Regions from separate parts of the Homo sapiens genome. Here region 1 is linked to region 2. A link is an interaction called in ENCODE POLR2A ChIA-PET data of the cell type or tissue named here. Cell type or tissue: PC-3. All regions are shown on one strand. Each heading gives the region's core, and the rest is flanking DNA. Links, peaks and the distances in the headings are about the cores only. Region 1 has its middle 20 kb from the start of GPRC5A. Region 2 has its middle 2.5 kb from the start of MIR613.

Region 1 (4,394 bases), core at 190-4,189, 100 kb before region 2:
GCTTTTAAAGGAAACCAGGAAGTAACATTGTTCCCCATATATGGGGTCTGATGGTGTCACTTTGAGTAGAGAAGAGGCTCCTATGAGATCCCATTCTGAAAGGGAGCAGGCCAGCCTGGCCTTTGCAGGGAGGCAGTGCATACCTGGACTAGAAGTTAGCTTTATCACCAGCTCTTTATTCTTTTAACATTTGGTTAATAATCATTCATTAAACATCAACTATGTATCAGGTTGTGTGCTAGGTCCTGATTAAAATAAAAAGTATTGTTCCTGCCTTTAGAAAAGGTAATAGTCTAATTTGCAGAGAAGGCAAGTAGATGAAGCTGTAATACAATGTAGGAAGTGCTGAAAATGAGAAGCAGTTAGGAATAAGACTGGGTTTAATTCTGAGTTTGACATGTAAGTGCAGTGGAGTTATTTAAAAACTGTAAGCTTCAATTTCCTCAGCTATGAAATGGGGATAATGAGACCTTCTACCTCTTAGGCTTTGTTGAAAGGATTAAACAACAAATGTATGTAAAATGTTTAACTCTAGGACTGTTCCTGGTTATCTGGTGAATAACTGCCAATTCTCACAATCTTGGGCAGGTGGCTAAACCCTTCCTCTTCGGCTTCCCAATCTGTAAATTCAGGCTGACACATCTTCCAAACTTCTGGATCTGTCAATCAACAGAGGTCACCTAAAAACTCTGAGAGGAGTTACGAGAACATAGAAGGAATAAAAAGCCCTCAGAAGGGCCAGGTGCGGTGGCTGACGCCTGTAACCCCAGCACTTTGGGAGGCTGAGGTGGGCAGATCACTTGAGGTCAGGAGTTTGAGACCAGCCTAGGCAACATGGTGAAACCCCATCTCTACTAAAAATACAAAAATTAGCGAGGCGTGGTAGTGCGCACCTGTAGTCCTGCTACTCAGGAGGCTGTGGTAGGAGGATCACTTGAGCCCAGGAGGCAGAGCGAGCTGAGAGCATGCCACTGCACTCCAGCCTGGGCAACAGAGACCCTGTCTCAAAAAGAAAAGGAAAAAAAAAAGCCCTCAGAGGGCTTCTAGAAAAGCTGGGAGACTAAGAGGAGCAATGCATTGAACACAGAAGTGAGTCAGTGTGAGCTGTATGGTGTCTACTCTTCCCTCTGTGGTTCTTCAAAGGGAGTAGAGGGTGGGTGATGGGGGTGACTCAAGAATGCATAGGACTTTATCAATCAAATTCCCATACGGAATCAGAACAAGCCTGGCAGGTTCATGGACCAGCGAAGAGATTAGAGCAGATCCTTTCAGGGATCATTTAGATTATCATCATAGACCTTCAGGGTCGCCTAACTGGGTGGATGAGAACACCGCTGGGCTCATGCTTTGCCCACAGTCCCAGCAGTCACCCTGCTGACTCAGATGTCTTTCCTCAGAAGCTCTCTCCTGCAAGCGGCAGCTGCTGGGGTCACCTGTCCCCAGGTGCCTCATCTCATCTGGCTCCTCAAAACTCCTCCGCTCCACCCATCAGCCTGCACCTTCCAGGAATGCAGATGCCATGACCAATCTGCGTCCACAGAGAATGTTTGAGAAACACAGCTTGAAAGGCCAGTGATGCCCCCACAGAGTGGCCAATCACATCTTGCTAGAGTTTTCTATGCCAATAAAACCAGAAAAAGCAAACAAACACTTTCAGCCTGACCCAAAGGAGAACAAATGAGGCAGTTATAAGAAGGTAGGGTGTGACCCTATACACATAAACCGGTAGAGCTGGAAAAAACTCCTTCAAAGAGAATGGCTCACCTTGCTCCATTTCCCTTGCAGCGATTCCTGGGGCACGTCTATTATCAGCAATTGCAGGCATTAGTAATGGAAATGAAATCCATACCTCCCAGCTAACCATCCCTGCCCAGTTACTTGTAGTTACTTATCTGTTTCTATCAAGTAGCACATATATTAAATTCATGCCTAAATAAACAAGAAAAAAAGGCTAATTTCCTGGCAGGAAATTCTTATGTAATTAGTCAACAGCTCCCGCCCCTGGTCCGTCACTAACCAGCACTGTGACCTTTAGCAGGTCCACTTCTCTTCATCCCCCTCAGCACAACCTCAGGCCCAGCCCCCACAAGCCTCTCCTGGACCACCACAGTGGCTTCCAGCTGATCTCCATGTCTCTAGTTTTTCTTCTCTCCAAAGCATTCCCCACTCTAGAAGCCTTTTGTGTAGAGATCCTCCTAAAACCCCAAATCTGCTCAACTCTCCTCAAAATCCATAACCTCTCAGCCTGGCCCAGTGGCTCACACCTGTAATCCCAGCACTTTGGGAGACCAAGGCGAGAGGATCACTTGAGGCCAGGAGTTTGAGACGAGCCTGGGCAACATAGTTAGATACCATCTCTACAAAAAATAAAAAATTAACTGGGCATGGTGGTGCTCACCTATAGACCCAGCCACTCCGGAGGCTGAGTGGGGAGGATGGCTTGAGCCCAGGAGGTCGAGGCTGTAGTGAGCTGTGCTCACGCCACTGCACTGCAGCCTGGGTGGCAAAACAAGACCCTATCTCAAAAACAAACACAACCTCTCTTCACTTACTCTAGGACAAGTTCAGAAAACCATGTATGGCTTACAAAGTCATTCGTGATCTGGCCCCTGTTTACCATTCCAGAATGATATCTCTCTCTCCATTCACCCTCTTTTTTTTTTTTTTTTTTTTTTTTTTTTTTTTGAGACTGAGTCTTGCTCTATCGCCCAGGCTGGAGTGCAGTGGCACAATTGAACCTCCTGGGTTCAACCAATTCTCCAGCCTCAGCCTCCCAAGTAGCTGGGATTACAGGCACACGCCATCATGCCCAGCTAATTTTTGTATTTTTAGTAAAGACAGATTTCACCATGTTGGCCAGGCTGGTCTCGAACTCGTGACCTCAAGCGATCCGCCCACCTCAGCCTCCCAAAGTGCTGGGATTACAGGCATGAGCCACTGCGCCTGGCCTCTCCATTCACTTTCTTAAATTCTATGTTCCAGCTGTATATTTACATACCCACGGCTCCCTGTATAATACTAATAATAGCAACAATGACCATCATCTATTGTTTCCTATGTATCAGGTTTGTTCTAAAAAACTCTTCCTTCTGGTTCAAGTTGGTGTTTGAAAAAGAAAGACAAATAAAAATAGATTAATAAAATACTTTCTGCATTAACTTATTTAATATTTACAACTCTACTAGATATTAACTATAATTATCTCCATTTCGCAGATGAGAAAACAGAAGTGGAAAGGTTAAATAACTATCCAAAGTCACTCAACAAGTAAATGATATAGAACCTGAATACAACCTGCTTATCCTGCCCTCACCCCTTCTATCTGGGTCTTTGTACACGAGGCTCCTTCCACCTGGAAGACCCTTCCTTTCCTCCCCCATTCTTCACTTGGCTAACTCCTCCTCCTCGTCCGAGAGTTCCCCTGTAAACATCTCCTCCTCTGAGAAGGTTTCCCTTGCCAGGCTGCTATCTCCCCTCAATGGTAGTTACACTCCAAAGACAGCACCCACTGAATGATGCCTCCCATAACCATGGACTTACGTAGTTCTCTCGGATATTGAATCTCAGTTGACCCTGTGACTCACCGTGGAATACAGCAGAAGGGATGCTGAATAAATTCCAGGGCTAGGTCATAAAAAGCCTTGCGAATTCCGTGCAAGTCTCTTGGAAAAGTCACTCTGGGGATCTGTAAGGAACTTAAACAATTCAACAAGCAAGAAATAAACAACCCCATTAAAAAATGGGCAAAGCATATGAGCAGATACTTCTCAAAAGAAGACATACATGTGGCCAACAAATATATGAAAAAATGTTCAACATCACTAATCATTAGAGAAATGCACATCAAAACCACAAGGAGATACCAACTTACACCAGTCAGAATGGCTATTATTACATATATGTATTTTTTTTTTTTTTTTCAGACAGAGTCTCGCTCTTGTCACCCAGCCTGGAGTGCAATGGCATGATCTCGGCTCAGTGCAACCTCCGCCACCTGGGTTCAAGCGACTCTCCTGCCTGTCTCCCGTATAGCTGGGATTGCAGGCACACGCCACCACGCCTGGCTAAGTTTTTTGTATTTTTAGTAGAGATGGGGTTTCACCATGTTGGCCAGGCTAGTCTCGAACTCCTGACCTCAGGCGATCCACCCGCCTCCGCCTCCCAAAGTGCTGGGATTACAGGCATGAGCCACCGCACCCGGCAGAATGGCTATTATTAAAAAGTCAAAAAATAGCAAATGCTGGCAAGGTTGCAGAGAAAAAGGAATGCTTACACACTGCTGGTGGGAATGTAAATTAGTTCAGCCACTGTGGAAAGCAGTGTGGAGATTTCCAAAAGAACTTCAGAACTGCCAGGCATGGTGGCTCACACCTGTAATCCCAGCACTTTGGGAG
Region 2 (4,394 bases), core at 251-4,250:
TCTCTTATGGATCTAAGAAGAGCTGTTGATTTTTCAGTTTACTCAGCTTTTTACTTGCTAAGATGGAGTGGTGACTTTTTTTTTTTTTTTTTTTTTTTTAGCTGGAGGTCTTGCTCTGTTGCCCAGGCTGTAGTGCAGTGGTATAATCATGGCCCACTGCAGCCTTAATTGCCTAGGCTCAAGTGATCCTTCCACCTCAGCCTCCCAAGTAACTGGGACTACAGGCATGTGCCACCACGACTGGCTAATTTTTGTATAGTTGGTAAAGATGGGGTTTTGCCACGTTGCTCCAGCTGGTCTTGAACTCCTGGGCTCAAGTAATCCTTTTGCCTCAGCCTCCCAAAGTGCTGGGATTGCAGGCATGAGCTACGGTGCCCAGCCAGGAGTAGTGACTTCTGAGCTCCTTACATGCCAGAATGGAAACTAATGTTCCTAATCCACTTTTTTTCCCTGAAAATGTAGCACTTTAAAAGTCATTTCTGCCTTTACTTTCAATGCTAAAAAAAAAAAAGTAAACTACCTTTGAAAAAGGTAGGAGGCATTTTCTATAAGTTAGGCCTCTGCACATAAAGTGAAAACGAGGAGTTTGAGTCCTAAGTCTGTGGTTTGTGTGTGACTTCAAGCAAGTGACTTGACTTATTGAGACTCAATTGCTTTTTTTTTTTTTTAATTTAAGAGATGAGGTCTTGCTGTGTTGCCCAGGCTGGAGTGCAGTGGCGTGATTAGCGCTTACTGCCACCTTGAATTCCTGGTCTCAAGCAATCTTTCCAACTCAACCTCCTGAGTAGCTGGGACTCCACAGGTGCATGACACCTGGTTGGTTTTTTTGTTTTGTTTTGTTTTGTTTTTAATTTTCTGTAGAGATTGGGACTCCCTAGGTTTCCCAGTCTGGTCTCGAACTCCTGGACTCAAATGATCTTCCTGCCTCAGCCTCCCAAAGTGCTGGGATTACAGGCATGAGCCACTGCACTCAGCCTCAATTGCTTTTACAAGGTTTTATTTATTATATTGGAAAGGGAATATGGAAACCCTGTGAGACCTACACAATGTGGTGCAATTATCAGGTATTCTTACCTTTTTTCAAGCCAGTAACTATTTTTTACATCTAGTTATCTGTGACCTTTTCAATTGTTCAATATTTGTACAGTTGTCCCTCAGCATCCATGGGAGTTTGGTTTGAGGACTCCCCACAGATACCAAAATCCACAGAAGTTCAAGATCCTTGTATAAAATTGCATAGTAGGCCGGGCACGGTGGCTTACACCTGTAATCCCAGCACTTTGGGATGCCGAGGCAGGCAGATCCCGAGGTCAGGAGTTCAAGACCAGCCTGACCAATATGGTGAAACCCCCGTCTCTACTAAAAATAAAAAAATTAGCCAGTCATGGTGGCACGTGCCTGTAGTCCCAGCTACTCGGGAGGCTGAGGCAGAAGAATCACTTGAACCCAGGAGGCGGAGGTTTCAGTGAGCCGAGATCACACCACTACACTCCAGCCCGAGTGACAGAGTGAGACTCCGTCAAAAAAAAAAGGCATAGGATTTGCGTATAACCTACTCACCTCCTTTCATGTACTTTAAATCATCTATAAATTACATATAATACCTAATACAATGTAAGTGCTATGTAAATAGTTGTTATACTAGTTTTGTTTTTGTTTTTGTTTTGTTTTGAGACATAGTCTCCCTCTGTAGCCCAGGCTGGAGTGCAGTGGCACGATCTCACTGCAACCTCCGCCTCCCGGGTTCAAGCAATTCTCATGCTTCAGCTTCACGAGTAGCTGAAATTATAGGCGCGGGCCCCCACACCCATCTAATTTTTCTATTTTTAGTAGAGATGGGTTTTGCCCCATTGGCCAGGCTACTTTCAACCTCTTGACCTCAAGTGACCCACCCACCTCGGCCTCCCAAAGTGCTGGGATTACAGGTGTGAGCCACCGCACCTGGCCAATTTTTTAATGTGTATTATTTTTATTATTGTACGGTTGTTTTTAATTTTTCTGAATAACTCCAATCAGTGGTTGGTTTAATTCACAAATGCAGAACTCACAAATACAGAGGGCCAACTCTTATTTATTTTGTGGAGACGGAATCTTGCTCTGTCACCCAAGCTGGAGTGCACTGGCGTGGTCTTGGCACACTGCAACCTCCACCTCCCAAATTCAAGCAATTCTCCTGCCTCAGCCTCCTGAGTAGCTGGGACTATAGGCATGCACCACCACACCCGGCTGATTTTTGTATTTTTAATAGAGATGAGGTTTCACCATATTTGTTAGGCTGGTCTCGAACTCCTGACCTCCGGTGATCCACCCACCTTGGCCTCCCAAACTGCTGAGATTACAGGCATGAGCCACTGCACCCAGCCCAGGGGGCCAACTCTTATTTATTATTCTGATAGTATATGCCAGCTGATTTACCAGCTAATTCTTTTTTTCTGTTTATTTGTTTTGTTTTGTTGTTTTAGTTTGTTTTGTTGTTTTTTGTTTTTGAGACATAGTTTCACTCTGTCACCCAGGTTGGAGTGTGCTCTTGGCTCACTGCAACCTCCACCTCCCGGGTTCAAGCGATTCTCCTGCCTCAGCCTCCTGAGTAATTGGGATTACAGGCACGTGCCACCACACTCAGCTAATTTTTGTATTTTTAGTAGGGTCAGGGTTTCGCCATGTTGGCCAGGCTGGTCTCAAACTCCTGACCTTAGGTGATCCAGGCAGATAACCTCAGCCTCTCAAAGTGCTGAGATTACAGGTGTCAGTCACCCTGTCTGGCCCCAGCTGATTTTATATCAGTGTTTTACTATTGCCTTTTTATGGCTCTCTCAGAAATCTCTTTTTAAATTTTTTAGCTGTGGGGCAATGCAAAAGTGATTTTTAGCTCATCAATCTATAATATTCTTTGTCCTTTGTGCAACTGTAGTAGGCAGCTTGGGAACTTATGGCCCCCACCTTAACCTGACAACATCTCTTTATCTCCATTTAAAATATTCCAGTATCTTGGTACTATATTACATGATCCTGCCCACTGACTATAGCTAATTGGACTAAAGGTAGACATCCAAACCAAATTTGCCAATCAAATTCTTTCAAGATTTTGGAATATGGACCTAAAGAGAGTTGAGGCAGTCTTCTCAATGACTGGAACTGAAATATGGAACTCAGGATCTGTGAAGCAGCCATATTATTCCCATTATATTCCCCCAAGAGCAGAGAAAGTTTGTTTTGTTTACTGGAGAAAATTAAGAGATAAGGTCCTGAGAGGCAAACAGAGAGTCTTAACTTTTATTTCCTGCCATCATTCCATTTTATGAGCCATTCATATATTCCTATTTTTTCAACTCCCCTTTTATTCCTTGAGTGACTTGATTTCTGATCTTTGCAACAGAGGATCCTAACCAACACTAGAGCACAGAAGATCTACTCTTTGACTTTGACATTTTGTTCTTGTTGTTTTTTGGGTGTTTTTGAGACAGCACCTCACTCTGTTGCTCAGACTGGACGACAGTGGTGCACTCGTGGCTCACTGCAGCCTCAACCTACCAGGCTCAAGAGATCCTAATACCTCAGCCTCCTGAGAAGCTGGGACTATAGGTTTGTGCCACCACACCCAGCTAATTTTTGATTTTTTGTAGAGATGGGGTTTCACCATGTTGCCCAGGCTGGTCTTGAATTCCTGGGCTCAAGCAATCCTCCCACCTTGGCCTCCCAAAGTGCTGGGATTACAGGCCTGAGCCACCATGCCCAGCCTACACTTTGGCTTTAATGTTAACAGAATTAACATAGATTTCTAAAAGTGTTTCCTCTCTGCAGTGCCCTTAAGTGAATTAAATGTTTAATAACCATTTAGGGGTTTTCTTACCTTTGTCTTCGCCTTAAGTGTAACAGTGCTTTCTTTTTATGCAAAATATAGTTTATCTTTATTCATTTAATCACAAAAAATGCATAATTCTTATAACAAATTTCTATAATATAAAAATATATTGAGCCGGGTGTGGTGATATGAGACTGTAGTTCCAGCTACTCAGGAGGCTGGGGTGGGAGGATCACTTGACCCCAGGAGTTCGAGTCCAGCCTGGGCAACATAGCAAGACCTCATCTCTAATTTTTAAAATGAAACTTTCATTCCTTCCTCTCTGGTTCCTCTTCACCTTCCATCATGATTGGAGGCTTCCTGAGCCCTTCATCAGAAGCAGATGCTGGTCTTTGCCTCTTATACAGCCTGCAGAACCAGGAAGACTACATTTCCCAGCACTCCCTTGCATAAAACTCCTCTCCCAGTCTCTCAGGCTCCTTCTCTCTTCCTCTACATGGCTGGAAATGAAGGTTCCAAGATGGCAGATGCACAGGATGGGAGAAGCCCTGATCCCTGAATTTGCTGCTTAGAGAAGAGCTGCTCTGGTGAA

Evidence for each region. ChIA-PET counts read pairs that join two places held together with the same protein. Peaks named below come from ENCODE experiments on the same cell type or tissue, not always from the same donor. Only the 100,000 strongest peaks of a DNase experiment are listed, where the experiment ranks them.
Region 1: POLR2A ChIA-PET joins it to region 2 with 5 read pairs; 2 of 35 experiments call an interaction of 5 or more read pairs at or near these places.

Annotation. Positions count from the first base shown.
Region 1 is chr12:12,869,842-12,874,235 of GRCh38, reverse strand. No RefSeq gene overlaps it. Among named protein-coding and RNA genes, the nearest start is that of GPRC5A, 20 kb to the left of the region's middle. RefSeq lists an enhancer at 1,289-2,488. In PC-3, for the core only: no CTCF peak of the experiment used is centred there; DNase peaks (open chromatin) are centred at 1,155, 1,705 and 3,585; H3K4me3 peaks cover 1,278 bases; H3K27ac peaks cover 4,000 bases.
Region 2 is chr12:12,764,933-12,769,326 of GRCh38, reverse strand. It overlaps a transcript of APOLD1 not described here. Among named protein-coding and RNA genes, the nearest start is that of MIR613, 2.5 kb to the right of the region's middle. In PC-3, for the core only: no CTCF peak of the experiment used is centred there; no DNase peak of the experiment used is centred there.